Regions from separate parts of the Mus musculus genome. Here region 2 is linked to region 1. The links are chromatin loops, found by intact Hi-C in ENCODE. Cell type or tissue: left cerebral cortex. All regions are shown on one strand. Each heading gives the region's core, and the rest is flanking DNA. Links, peaks and the distances in the headings are about the cores only.

Region 1 (2,922 bases), core at 113-2,612:
TTCCCCGACATGATCCGCTATTTCCAGGATGAAGAATATAAGTCTAAAATGAAGGTGTTTTTTGGTGAGCACGTGCATGGCGCCACGATCAACTTTACCATGGAAAACCAGATCCACCAACATGGGAAGCTTGTGAACGATAAGTAAGTGTGCAACCACGGGCTTCCCCTGGGCCTGAGTGGCAGTCAATGGGGTTCCCTTGGAAGAGAGCATTGGGATGCTGAGAGCTCGGTGTACTAAGGATGGACTCCAAGGATAGAGTGGCCCTCACAACCCATCCTTACTGCTAGAGATACTATAGTCCCCTGAGGGCTGACTCTGTACTGTACCCACCCCTGAGGTTCCCCCCTTGTGCCCTGACTATAAGATAACATGACATTTGGTAGAAGGTGACCAATGTGTCTGTCTTTTCTGAGAACTTGATCCTTTGATGAAAGGGTACTACAGAAAGCCACATTCCATCTGGTGCCACTGGGCTGAGCGTGTCCTCTTTTGAGCTTGAACTGTGCTTAGCAAGCTCCTAGGATGTGACTGTCATTGTGTGAGTGACCACGGGCTTTGCCATTGCACTGGGAAATAATGGATGCACAACTTTTAATGCTGAGGTCCCTGAAAACAAAAACAAAAACAAAAAAAAAATCTGTGGCCTGGTCGTTGAGCTTTCCCTTTGATTCTGGAAGCTTCTCTGTGCTATTATGAAACTCATTTTTGTTATTCTTCATATGATACTACCTCAGAAGGTAGACCAGTATGTTCTGTGGTCAGTGGGAGTCTTGTTCTTAGGGGAGAAGTCACTGGAGTTTTAGAAAGGTTCTGCTTATGTCTTTGTGAGGTTGCTCAGTTCATTTGACTCATCTCCCTCTGTACGGGACAAATGACGTGGAGAGTTTAGACTGCTGCATCTCCTCTATGAGGCTGCCCCCTGGAGGTGAAGTAGCAGACAAAGGCAGGACATATGATAGGCTCCAGGTCATATTTTTCTCCAGGATAGCATGGGCCCCTTGAAGTTGCCCTCTGAAATTGTACCTAGTAAGGTCACTGAGGTAAGTGGTGGGTGAGTGACCATAGAATTATGCGGAATTTCTGGAGGTGCTATGGCTTAGACACATCGCTCCCAGTGCCATTAACTCCCTATCCACCACATTATCACAAAATTGGCACTGTCACGGGGTCCCCTCTGAAGCTGATTGAATTCAAAACGTATCTGTCTTCATGGACAAATTTGAAAATTTACCATGCTTTTGTCTTTTGTGTTATGCTGCCACCTGGTGGTCAGAACATAACAATACCTCTTCTTTCCAAGCCCCAAGCTGTTGATCCTCCTAGGCATCCTTTTTGTCCTGTATTCCCCTCCACCCCCCCGCCCCGTCCCCCTGCCTCCCCGCCCCCCCCCCGCCCCATGACATCATGCACATGTTGCTTTAAAATGTAGACGAAAATGCTTTATTTTACTGAGTAAACACATGGCGAAAATGAAGGGCCTCAGACTCCCTCCGTGTACTGTAGGTCCCACTGAAAGCCAATCCTTATCCTTCCGAGAAACCTTGACCTCAAGAAGAAATCAAAGTGCACAGGCCACTTTTGGCCCCACGCCAAGAGATCAGCCACTGGTACATTTTATGGGACATAAGTGCTCTCTGCATTCCAACATAGTGTTTGCCTCAGAGTTTGTGAGATTTTCAAATTGCAAGAAAGGCAAAGGATTAAATTCATATTTTATAATTCTTAGCCAAAATGCCAGGTTAGGTTACCCTTACTAGTAATTAAGAGAAAGATTGGGCTCCCGTCTGCGTATGTATTAACTAAGTAGCTAACTAATTGATGGGACTGCTTCAAGGAGACAGCACCCGCTTGTGAGTGGGTTAGTGTGGGGAAGGATACCAGGGAGAGGTGCCTGATTCCTGTCTGTGAGAGTTCAGGAAGCCATGACCTGATTTCCATTTTTCTTTTTGGCAGAAGGGAAGTTGAAGCTGTACTCTGAACCCTTGGGGTTGGGTTTGCAGTGGGACTGCACCTCCATTCACAGAGGTGACTTGCCATTGAGGAATAGAAAGGCTTTTTATTAAAAAGTCATATGAAGTCAACAGGGCTTCCATTAAAGGTCAGCTGCGAGTAGCTCAGAGTGCAAACGAGGCTCGTGATTCACCATTAAATGAGGTTGGGAGCATGGCAGGAAGCAGAGGGGGAGGCAGAGTCAGGCAGTGAGCAAAGGTGGATCCCATGCACTGCGTGAAAGGTCACGATGCCACCAGGGTCCCTTTTTAGTAGCACATAAATAAGATGTGGGTTTTAACACTAATGGTGGCTAATTTCAATATAGTAAAGTCCCTTGCAAATGCCAACAGTAGGTGGTGAACATAGGCAATTGCCGCAATATACTGGGCTGTCCGTCTCACAACCTGCACTTGAAGGTTACCGTTCACATATGGAACACATATTAAACTATGTGGTAGAATTTCTCAGTACCACTTCTTGCTTTGTGTGGGTCACGTATACATTCTTCTTGACAGTCTTTCTGGGCACTTTGTAATTTTTGCTGGGCACTGAAAACAGGATCTCTTTCTCCCAATAAAAGGTTTATGATTGCAAATACATAAGAAACCTGTTGACTATCGGAGGCTTATTTTGTGCCTAATTGAGCTCCTAAGACTCTTCTTCATTATTGGTTCTGTAATCCTATCACCTTTGAAGAACTATTGCCTTCTTTTTATGGTGGAATATTCTGTACTTTGAGAGACTAGGGAATAATACAGACAACACTATTTGGGGTACTCAGCCTTATAAACCATAACGTCTAGGTCATTAGCTTAGGTTTTAAGTACTCATTTTGTGAACCGTGTTTCCTTCTTGTGAAGAGAAGTTACTTGGAGTTGATGCCAGCACCTCTTACATATGAAGCATGCACTGTATCATAGAACAGCG
Region 2 (2,922 bases), core at 136-2,635, 170 kb before region 1:
ACACCGAACAGGGAAAGGAGGAGGGAGATATTTGAATGGTGTTGGGAAGGCACTACAAAGTAAGGGGTGGGAATCAGGTAACTGATTGGACAGGTGTGAGAGAAACAAAAGAGTGAGCCACTATAGACTGTTCAAAGCAAGGCAAACGAATGCAGAGGTCCTGAAGCAACAGAGTGCTGGAACATTTCAGGGACGGGAAGTAGGACTCTGTAGAAAGGACAAGATGAGAAACAGCCAGCACAATAGTTGATGGTATCAGCGGAGTATCCTGAAGTCAGACAGTTCAGGGCTTCGAGTGGACTTGGGCTTTGACAGAGATGGAAAGTCCCTGGACATTTCTGAGTACGGGCTGCTTTATCTGATCTATGTTCCATGGTGACCGCTAGAGCTTTAGAGCTTAGGCTAAGGAATTCAGTCAGGGTGCAACCTCTGTGATAAGAGATAGAGATGTGGGAAGAGAGGATGGTGGTCTAGATCAGATGGGATGGGGGTTGTGATGCTGAAAAGCAATCAAGTTCTGCATATATCTGGTGGTAGAGCAGACACGATCTCTAATGAGTTACACTTTGGGTGCGAGAAAGGAGGATTCATTATTTTGAGGTAAGGGACAGGATAGATTAGCCATTCCTGCTATTGAATATGAGCCGCTGGATAGTCAGTGGAGAAGTCACGTTCACAAATGTATCAAGAGTTCAGAGAAGAAGCCCAGGACGGGGACTTAAGTTCCAATCACGCCAGCAAGGTCTGCATTTGTCCCCTCAGTGAGCTGAGTCACTGTTATGTGGCCAGGGTCCAGATTCTGCCAGCATGTGCTCAGTGACTGTCTGTGGGGTGACTGAAAAGAACAGTTTCACTAGAGGTAACTGTAGGCTTGTTCTGCTGGGCCTTGAAGTATAACTCTGAAGAGATCTCTCTTCTTCTCAAGGTTTCATGGGAGACTTAACTGTAGAACTTGGGGAGTGAAAACAGGCTTTAAATGTGAGGGTTTCAATTGCTTATGTCTTATAGAAAGAAACACGGATCAACAAGGCTGGAAAGAGAAACACGTGGAAACCAAAAAATAGCTCAGACTTAAAAAAAAAAAATAAGGAGAAAAAAAATTCCTCCAGGGAGAAGTGGCTGAAATTCAGGGGTGTGATGTTCTTGGATTATTATTGTACTGCTTTTAATTTGAGATGAAGCAGAAGCAGCAAGGAAGAATTTTGGAAGGAGGAGAAAGTTATTTAAGTCAGCTTATGCTGAGTGAAAGCATGTCACCAGCTTACTTGAAAAATCCCACTTCTACAGTATCTAGCACAATGTGTTTCTGTTTATAAAAGGAGAGACATAGGCAGTCTTTATTATTGGAAAATGAGAAGGTTGGAAGGGGATCTATCCCAGGCTATGTGCTTCTCAGTGACTACTCAGAGACCAGCTGATTTGGGGTGAGCATCAATTTTGTTTGTAATATCTATGGTAGGAGGACTGGAATAAGAAAAAGTAGGTACTGTAATTGAAAGTGATTGTGTGTGTGTGTGTGTGTGTGTGTGTGTGTGTGTGTGTGTGTGAGAGAGAGAGAGAGAGAGAGAGAGAGAGAGAGAGAGAGAGAGAGAGAGAGAATATGGTAAAGAAAGAATGGAAACCTATGGTTTAGTTTTAGTTTATGTGAGAATAATTGCCATTACCCTCTTAATCAGAGCACCCCTGGTTACTCTAAGAGATCTTCAACAAGGTTGAGATTCTCTCATAGAGAGCATGAGAATGGTCATTTGACCCTCATCTGATGTTCTAGCCACCCAGTTCTGTACCATGTCTTTTCCATTGTATGCACTTTGCCCCAGCTGTGCATGATCTTATGGTCTTAGGATGCAGAGGTTGGAGATATTAAGATGGAGAGATGTTGAGGTCTGTGCTCTGAGGTTGGCACATTGACTGAATAGGTGAACACCATCTATATAGCCATGGGAAGTCATTATTCATGTTGAGGTGAGACCTTTAGTGATGTGGTTGTTTTGGAGTCTCCTATTCTCCTTTCAGTAATCTTTCACCTATGCTTTTCTGTATGTAAGCCTCATAAATTTATTTGTTCACCATGTTCAACTTGGGGGCCTCGTCAGGGAGAGCGGACTTTGTTTATATCTCTAGGGAAAATTCACACAACACCCTCAAAGTTTCCTTTGCCTTGCCTTCTGGTGTGATAGAAATGAGGTGTTGGAACCTTTAAGAGGTGGAGCTTATGCAAGGTAATTAGCTCACAGGGCCATTGTCCTCCAAAGGCATTAGTGTTGGCTTCATGGAGTAACGTAACTCTCATAGGAACAGGCCTTATAAAGCAAGGCCCCTTTCACATGTCTGGTCTTTCGCCTGCTTCTCTGACATGTTGGAGTTCACCAGAAGGTGACCAAATGGTGTCACCCAATCATGGACTTTAGGCTTCCCAAACCACATGCCACGTCAATAGCTCTTCATAAAGTTCCCTGCTTCAGGGATTTTGTTATAGCAGTACAAAATAGACAAATATAAACTCAGAAAAACTAGTAAGTACATCTTATACTTAAATTAGGGAGTTTTTGATGAAGTAACGGGTTTGGCATTAGACTGAGCTGAATTTGAACTCCGGCTTTGCTACTTTCAAGTTGTGAAAACTTGAGCAAGTCATTTAATTTCTGTGGGGCTTTGTTTTTCTCAGTTATCAATTGATGAGGATATGAGGGTGATGGTGATGATGACGATGATTGTGAAGGTGACAGTGATAGTGACAATAACATTGATGATGATGATGACAAGAGGAATAATAAATGTCCAAGGGCTCTGTAGTTCTCGCCTCACTCTCTGATTCAGAGTTGTGTTGAACTCAGTGTTAGCTAGAGCATCCCCATATCAGCTGGAGGGAGACCCAAGAACTCACATGTGACATTAGCAGTGATGTCTAGGTGTTTTGGA

What was found. Peaks named below come from ENCODE experiments on the same cell type or tissue, not always from the same donor. Only the 100,000 strongest peaks of a DNase experiment are listed, where the experiment ranks them.
Region 2: it touches region 1 in a loop (4-fold over the local background); 4 of 42 quality-filtered maps call a loop at or near these places.

Annotation. Positions count from the first base shown.
Region 1 is chr7:75,133,519-75,136,440 of GRCm38, reverse strand. It overlaps Sv2b (synaptic vesicle glycoprotein 2 b), which reads left to right. Exons shown (of 13, transcript NM_153579.4): 9 at 1-143. Among named protein-coding and RNA genes, the nearest start is that of 4930533N22Rik, 100 kb to the right of the region's middle. In left cerebral cortex, for the core only: CTCF peaks have their summits at 991 and 1,238 (motif pointing left); DNase peaks (open chromatin) are centred at 930 and 1,191.
Region 2 is chr7:75,300,924-75,303,845 of GRCm38, reverse strand. All of the region lies in intron 1 of Sv2b (synaptic vesicle glycoprotein 2 b), which reads left to right. Among named protein-coding and RNA genes, the nearest start is that of 1500012K07Rik, 6.3 kb to the left of the region's middle. In left cerebral cortex, for the core only: no CTCF peak of the experiment used is centred there; DNase peaks (open chromatin) are centred at 844 and 1,094; H3K4me3 peaks cover 565 bases; H3K27ac peaks cover 1,172 bases.